Linked DNA regions of Homo sapiens: region 1 is linked to region 2. The links are chromatin contacts, found by Hi-C or POLR2A ChIA-PET in ENCODE. All regions are on one chromosome and are shown on one strand. The core of a region is the stretch at or near the end of the contact, and the rest is flanking DNA. Distances in the headings are between cores, read along the strand shown. Region 1 holds the start of C10orf105 (chromosome 10 open reading frame 105). Region 2 holds the start of UNC5B (unc-5 netrin receptor B).

Region 1 (3,611 bases), core at 157-2,656, 510 kb after region 2:
ACCACCCCTCCCAGCACTTCCAGGCAGAAAACGACCCCTCCCAGTGCCTGGCTGGAAAGTGTGATGCCCGTCTAGCTGCCCAGGGCCTCCGCCTTTGCGGCATCAGGCCTAGAGAGCACTCTGGCTGGGCAGCTGTGCATGGGTTGGCCTTTCCTTGAGTCTGAGCAGGGAGGAGGGATGGGGTGTGCCCACCGCTCATTCCCGTGGGGAGAAAATCAGCCATCCCTCTCTCCTACCCTGGACAATGCTTGGCCAGGAGTAAGAAAAGGGCAGTCTGAAATGGGAGATGCCTCAATCCTACTAGTTCTAATGTTATTTCAAGGCCTTCAAAGGAATCTGGAGACCCTACTGGGCTAGCAAATAGGATCCAGGCTTCAGGCCTTGGGACCTGCTTTAATTTAAAAAATAAGTGAGGCCAGGCGTGTTGGCTCTCACCTGTAATCCCAGCACTTTGGGAGGCCAAGGCAGGAGGATCACTTGAGCCCAGGAGTTTGAGAACAGCCTGGGCAACATAGTGAGTCTTCATTTCTGAAAGAAAAAAAAAAAAGGTTTTTTAATTAGCCAGGTGTGGTAGTATGTGCCTGTGGCCCCAGCTACTCAGGAGGCTGAGGCAGAAGGATCATTTGAGCCCAAAAGTTTGAGGCTACAGCGAGCTAGAATCATGCCACTGCGCTACAGCCTGAGCGACAGAGCAACACTCTGTCTCAAAAAAATAAAAAATAAAAAAAAAATAAGTGGAGTTGTAATTAGCATCTGAGTAGTTCCTGTGGCAACGAGAGATTCCTAAGTGCTTGAAAACAACACAACACCCTTCCTGGAGCACGAGGCAAGTCCAGCTGCCAGGCCCCTTGACACCCGGCTACTGACCAACCAGCAAAGGCCAGCTAGTACTGGGAGAGGATGCCTTGCCCGGACCAAGGCCAGGAATCATCTGGAGGGCAGTTGAAGCCACTCCCTTCCCACTGGGGCCAGGGTGCACCAGCGGGCCCTGCTCTGGACATATCTCTGCAAGCTCAGTCTAGGACCCTCCTCTTCCCTTGGAGTTCCACAGAGCAGGACCTGCTGTGGGCAGAGAAGACTGCTGTGTGGCCTCGGGCTAGTCCCTACCCCTTACTGGGCCTTGTTTCCCCTCTCTACAGAACCAGAGGACTGCCTAGGTCTGAGCATACCCTCACATTCTCCCAGGAGTCCCCAGCAAGGGTCTCCACCACACTTCCCTCTCCAAGCCTTCTCCTGCAGTCCCCCAAGCACTGACCTCAGAGCCAGACCCCAGCCGTCCGGAGCTCCGTGGAGAGGTCTTCTCAGCTGTGGAAGGGAGGCCCAAGGAGCCCTGGGCAGTGCCTGTGACCCCAGCCCTGCCAGGCTCTGCTGTGCCCTGCAGCCCTCGGTCAGCCTGGCCAGCAGAGTGGCCTCCCCGTCACTCCCCAGCTGGACCTGGCTTTGTCTAGAAGAGTTTGGGCCCTGCCTTGGGGGAGGGGATAGCTAAGGGAGTAGGGATGGCAACTGGGTTGGGAAGAGGGAGAGGGGAGCTGTCCAGAGACTCTGGGATGCCCCCTGGCCTTCCCACCGCCTCTCTCCAGCCTGTCTCCTTGGAGCCCTCTCAGGGGTGGAAGACTCTGGGGAGACGCAGGGGGAGGGTTTTACTGCCTCTGCGGCCCCATGGCGCTCACCTTCCCCTGTCGGAAGTTTGAATGGTATGGTCGGCGGCAGCCAGAGGTTCGCTATTCAGTGCCTGCCAGCCACCAGGTTACCCTGGAGAGGGGCTACAAGCCATGGCAGGAGGGGAGCAGGGAGAGTGCTGGTCCCTGGCAGCCCCTGAGGCCCCTCCTGCAGCGTCCCTGGGCCCCATTCCTTCCAGGCTTTTCCCTCAGCTTGTAGAAAAGCACCTTCCCTTTGAAGGTGTCTGGCTACAGAAGCGAGGGGTGAGGGGCATCTTCAAAGGTCAGGGGGATCCCAGGGCAGAAAGCATAGGACTGACGGACCTCCAAGGCCATGCTCCCCACAGTGCGGGTGGGCCACGGGAGACCTCCACTGGAGGCTCTTTCCAAAACACACACACACACACACACACACACACACTTCCCTCCCCCAGCCTTCTTTCTCCCCAGAAGCCAGAGCTTCCCTGACAACCAGCTGCCTGCTTAGGAGCCCAAGTCTTTGGCAGCTTCCCCACCAGGGACCTCCAAGCTCCCAGAAATGCAACTCAAGACAGGAGTCATGGCCCTGTCCAAGACCTGAGCCTCAGACCCATTCCCTTTTTTGGAGCCCCAGTTTCTGGTTTTTAGCTGTTCCCTCCTGCCCTTGCCCATAAAAAGAGGCACTGTCTGCCAACCCCAAGATGGACAAGAGATTTCCTATGGACTGTTAAAGCTGGAGAGGTCCTCAGGGGTCATCTAACTCCTCTTCTGAGAGAAAAGAGCCCCCGTCTTCTCTCAGATGACCAAACTGAGGCCCAGAGAGGTGTGACCTGCCCAGGGGCACCCAGCAAGTGAGTGGTGGGGGACTTGGTGTTTCCCCTGTGCTGGGTGGGCAGGGGCAGGCAGTAGGCATCCAGGGTAGGCAAAGCATCCGGCCCAAAGGTGTTTTCAATGCCCAGAGTCCCCATTGGGATTCCTGCACCTTCCATCACAGCATTCACTGCCTTCATTTTCCTTAACTTCCTCTCCTGAAACCAACTGAACACTTCATCTGTGGCCCCCATTCCTCCTGAGATGACAGAAGACAAAGCTTCCAGGGTGGTGCAGGCTGCTGGAGCAGGGAGGCATCAAGGAAATCTCACCATGGATAGGCATGCAAGGGCATGCTCTGGGCAACGTGGCTCTCTTCACCATCCTGAGCCCTTCCAGATCTGGACAATTGAAGCACCCTGTTACATCCCTCCACCTGCCAGCTCCTAAGGTTTCTCAGGGAATGGAGAGAGAAAGAACTGCACGGCAAGGGGCAATCCAGCCATCCCCAGCTCTGGCATAAATCCAGAGGGCTCTCTGGAGAAGGTGGCATCACTCATGTTGACCTTCACCACACATCCCCATGCTAGGCACCAGCCAAGACGCTTTGCAAGATGACTTCTGATCTTCCCCTCAACCCTGCAAGGCTGGTCATCATTGTGCCCAGTCTAGAGATGAGAAAACTGAGGCTCAAGGGGGCTAAAGTACTTATCCATAGTGCCATAGAGAGTAAGTGACAAAGCCTAAATTCATGCTTGGGTGTGCCTGACCCAGGGCCCTTGTTCTTTTTGCTCCAGTGTACTCGTCCTCCTCCCCACCATCAACATGCTCATCAGAATCCTTAGACACACTTACCGCAGTGCCCGGATGTGCATCGAGGCCAGCGCCTGCTACAGGCTCCTCGCTCTGCCTTCATACCACCATGTCTATACTCCCTGTCCTGTGGAGGTTCCAGGGCATCAGTGCTGCTGATTGAGGCTGTCATTCCACTCTTCCAACCACAGCCCTCTGCTGTCCCTGCATGAGCCCTTCACTCCAGACTGGGGTCCTAGTTCCTTCCTTAGCCTCCCCAGCTGCCTCTACTTCAGCTAACACTGTTTCCCAGCACAAATGTTCTTCCCAACCTTCTCTGCTAAGCCAGGTTTCCTCCATCCTTCCAAACCC
Region 2 (3,219 bases), core at 449-2,948:
TGCCTATTTGTAGGTGTGATGTTTATGGGAGGTGAAACATTGCACCTGTTGTCTTTGTTGTATGTTTTCGTGTGTGTACCTTTGCAGGTGTGTATGGGTGGGTAGTTGTGTGTGTGCATGTGTATTTGCAAGGTGGAGTTGGTTTGGGTGTGCTGAGCTGTTGACTGTCTCATCCACTGCCCTTGCTAGGGCTGTCAGAGGCCAAGCTAAGCAACCTACCTTTGCCCACAGCAGCCTTTCTCAATTGATGGAAGTTCTTCCCCCAGGGAGTCCCAGTCCACCTGTTGCCACCCTCCTGATGCTGGGTGCCCAGTCAGAGAGGGTTAGGGAGATGTGCTGATGGCATGCACGACCTCCCCTAGATACTCCAAGACCCCGGCTTGTGAGGGGAGTGTGTGTGGAGAGGGTACTAGTCCTGCCTTCACCTCACCTCTGGGGAAACAGCTAGGACAGTCCCCTTCGCACAGCCCAATCCAGCCCCAGGGAAGGTGTTCAAGTGAGGCTCCCCCGTTTAGAGGGTTTCTTTCCAATCCCATCTCCCCCATCCCCTTTGCTCAGTCACTCAGTCACTCCAAGCAGTGTGATCTCCGGCAGGTGGCTTTACACCTCTGTGCCTCAGGTCCTTCATCTGTAAAATGGGATGTAAATGGTGCTTACTTCAGAGGGTTGTGAGAATTAACTGACATGATGCATACAGAGTGCTTAGCCCTGTGCCTGGCACAGGGAAGGTCTTTGCCTATGTTAGCTGATCCGCTCGTTCTGATCTCTCTGGGTTTCAATCCCAAGACACTGCCCATCCTTCAAACCTCACCTGTCCCCACGTGCTCCTTGGACCACCTTTGGGTGGTCAGGACTTTCCCCCTGGAATCAGACTGGCTGGGAGGGGAGAATCTTGGAAAGAGATTATTGACACTTGCACTGCAATTTCCACACAAGTTTTAAAATTTAATTCTATACCCCCTTATGAAATAGTTATCCTTTTCCTCCATTTTACAGATGATGATGAAGGGAGCAATAGAATTGTTAAGTAACTTGTTCAAGGTCACACAGTAAATAAGGGGCAGAGTCCAAGTTTACACTGAGCCAAAAATGGCTGTCCCACTGTCAGGTAGGAGGCTAGTTTACAACAACGCAGGATCAGAGTGCTGGAGGGGTTTCCAGGGGTCTGGTTAACAGTTCTGCCGGAGATCATACAGACAAGCAGAGCCAGCCAGGATGATCCTAATCTATACCCAGCTTCATATCGCTGTAAGCCCCCGCGTAACCAGGACTTGGGTGTTCTCATTTTGGGAGCCTTTTTTTTGGAAAGACCCCCACATGTGGAAGGCAGAGCGCATACTACAGACAGGGGAGCCAAAAGTGAGAGTCCTATGTTTAATCAGAGGAGAAAGCTGACATGGCCAAGCCAAATGAAGGCGCAAAGCCAGATTTCCTTAATTTGGGGGAGCGAAAATTGGGCCGCCTCCACGTCCAGCCATTCTCCAGCGGCCGGGTTTTTCAAAACGCTGCGCCCAGCGTCTCGCGAGGACCCTCCCCCCGGGTCCCCCAGCTCTGCCGCGGCCGCGCCCAGATGGCCGTCGGATCCCCCCTCAAGGTCCCCCTGTCGGCTCCGCCCTCGGTCGCCCAGGCCCCGCCCCGGCCGCGCGCGGTCCCCTCGGTTGGCGAACTCACTCCGGCGAGCGAGCGGCGGCGCTCGGCATTGTGGCAGGCGGCTGGGGCCGGCTAGGGCGCCGGAGCCGCACGCAGCCGCGGGGCTCCGAGAGGCGCGCACTGGGGCTGGGACTGCGCGGCGCCGCCGCTGCGAGCGCCACTGAGCGGTCGCGCAACTTCGGAGGCACAGCGCCGGAGCCAGGCGAGCGCTCAGAGACCCGGAGCCAGAGGGGCGCGCCGGAGCCTCGTTCGAGAGCCGGCGCCAGGCACCCACCGCGCTCCGAGTGCCAGGCGGCCCTCCGCGCAGCGTGGCTTCCGCTGCCCCCACGGAAGGCACGGGCTGGCGCTGCCGGGCGCCGGGGAGGACGGCGAGGAGGAGGCGGCGGCGGCGGAGACGGCGGCGGCGAGACTGGGGCCAGGGAGACAGCCCTGGGGGAGAGGCGCCCGAACCAGGCCGCGGGAGCATGGGGGCCCGGAGCGGAGCTCGGGGCGCGCTGCTGCTGGCACTGCTGCTCTGCTGGGACCCGAGGCTGAGCCAAGCAGGTAGGAAGCGATCGGGTCTGGGGGCGCGGGGCTAGGGGACCCTTGCGCCTCACTCTGTCCTGAAGTTGAGGTGGTCTTTCGTCGCATCGATGCGCGCAGGAAAAGCGGCAAGGGCGCCCAAGTTAGAATGTAGATTTTACTGCCTCCCAAAGTGGGCAATGGCGCATCCACATCGCGGGAGCGGGGAGCAGGGAAGGGGCTTCACAGTAAGCTGAAAGGTCCCTGCTCGCTCCTGAAAGGGATCCCTTCTTCTCCCTGGAAGGGGTGTAGGAGTCAGGGTCTGAGTCTCCGGGAGGATCCGCCTCCTGGGGACGCCCGGCTCTCCGCGCGCCTGGCATCCGCCCCGAAAAAGAACATTGGCTACATAAGCAAGGTGTGCGCTCGCTGCCGTACGCCGGTAACTTACTAGTCTGGTCCCGGCTCGCCTAGGCTCTTACGCGCTATAGGGACAGCAATCTGCAGACTAGAGGGAGAGAGCGAAAAGACCTGCTGAACACAGGAAGCGCTTCGGTAGCCTCGGCAGGCCGGCTTGCAGGGCTCCTGAAGCGGGGAGGGCTAAGTCTTGCACACATAGCTTTCCCCGAGATCGCTGGGCCCGCAGGTCTGGAAGAATTATTATTATTATTATTATTATTATTATTATTAATTTTCTGAGTGTTGGAGAGTGTGTGTGTGTGTGTGTGTGTGTGTGTGTGTGTTGGATGCGGGTAGGGGTTCTTAGCGATCCTGCGGAGTTTCCTTTTAAATTGGTCACTGACATTCTCGCTGTCCGGGGAACAGACTAGGTGCGCTCTCCTTGGTACAGCGCCCGCTCTGGACCCACCAAGATGACTTCAGCGAACTGGTGGGCTCCGAAATAAAGTCCCTAACCCTCCTCTCTCGCCGTGGATGAATACGTTTCTCGCTCGTCCTGTAGCTGGACCCGGCGTCGCTGGCTGGGCTGCGTCTTCTCGGGGAGGCTGTGGACTGAATGGAGCCAGCCTCTCTCTGGTACCCGAACCCAAGCAAGTGGGCTGGCCACGGCTG

What was found. A loop is a pair of places that touch in the nucleus more often than their neighbours do. ChIA-PET counts read pairs that join two places held with the same protein, here RNA polymerase II (POLR2A). Pooled maps may share reads with other maps.
Region 1: a map of dorsolateral prefrontal cortex shows a loop between it and region 2 (2.1-fold over the local background). The contact joins the promoter of C10orf105 here to the promoter of UNC5B in region 2. A Hi-C loop is called at or near these places in 1 of 168 maps with a recorded cell type or tissue (dorsolateral prefrontal cortex) and 5 of 50 pooled maps. POLR2A ChIA-PET finds 5 or more read pairs at or near these places in 1 of 52 experiments (activated T-cell).

Annotation. Positions count from the first base shown.
Region 1 is chr10:71,718,372-71,721,982 of GRCh38, forward strand. C10orf105 (chromosome 10 open reading frame 105) reads right to left here and starts at 1,407. Exons shown (of 2, transcript NM_001164375.3): 1 at 1,256-1,407. The region is part of intron 28 of CDH23 (cadherin related 23); the gene reads left to right. RefSeq lists an enhancer at 796-1,544.
Region 2 is chr10:71,210,872-71,214,090 of GRCh38, forward strand. UNC5B (unc-5 netrin receptor B) reads left to right here and starts at 1,699. Exons shown (of 17, transcript NM_170744.5): 1 at 1,699-2,193. The coding sequence starts at 2,115. RefSeq lists an enhancer at 1,461-1,755 and a silencer at 1,600-1,859.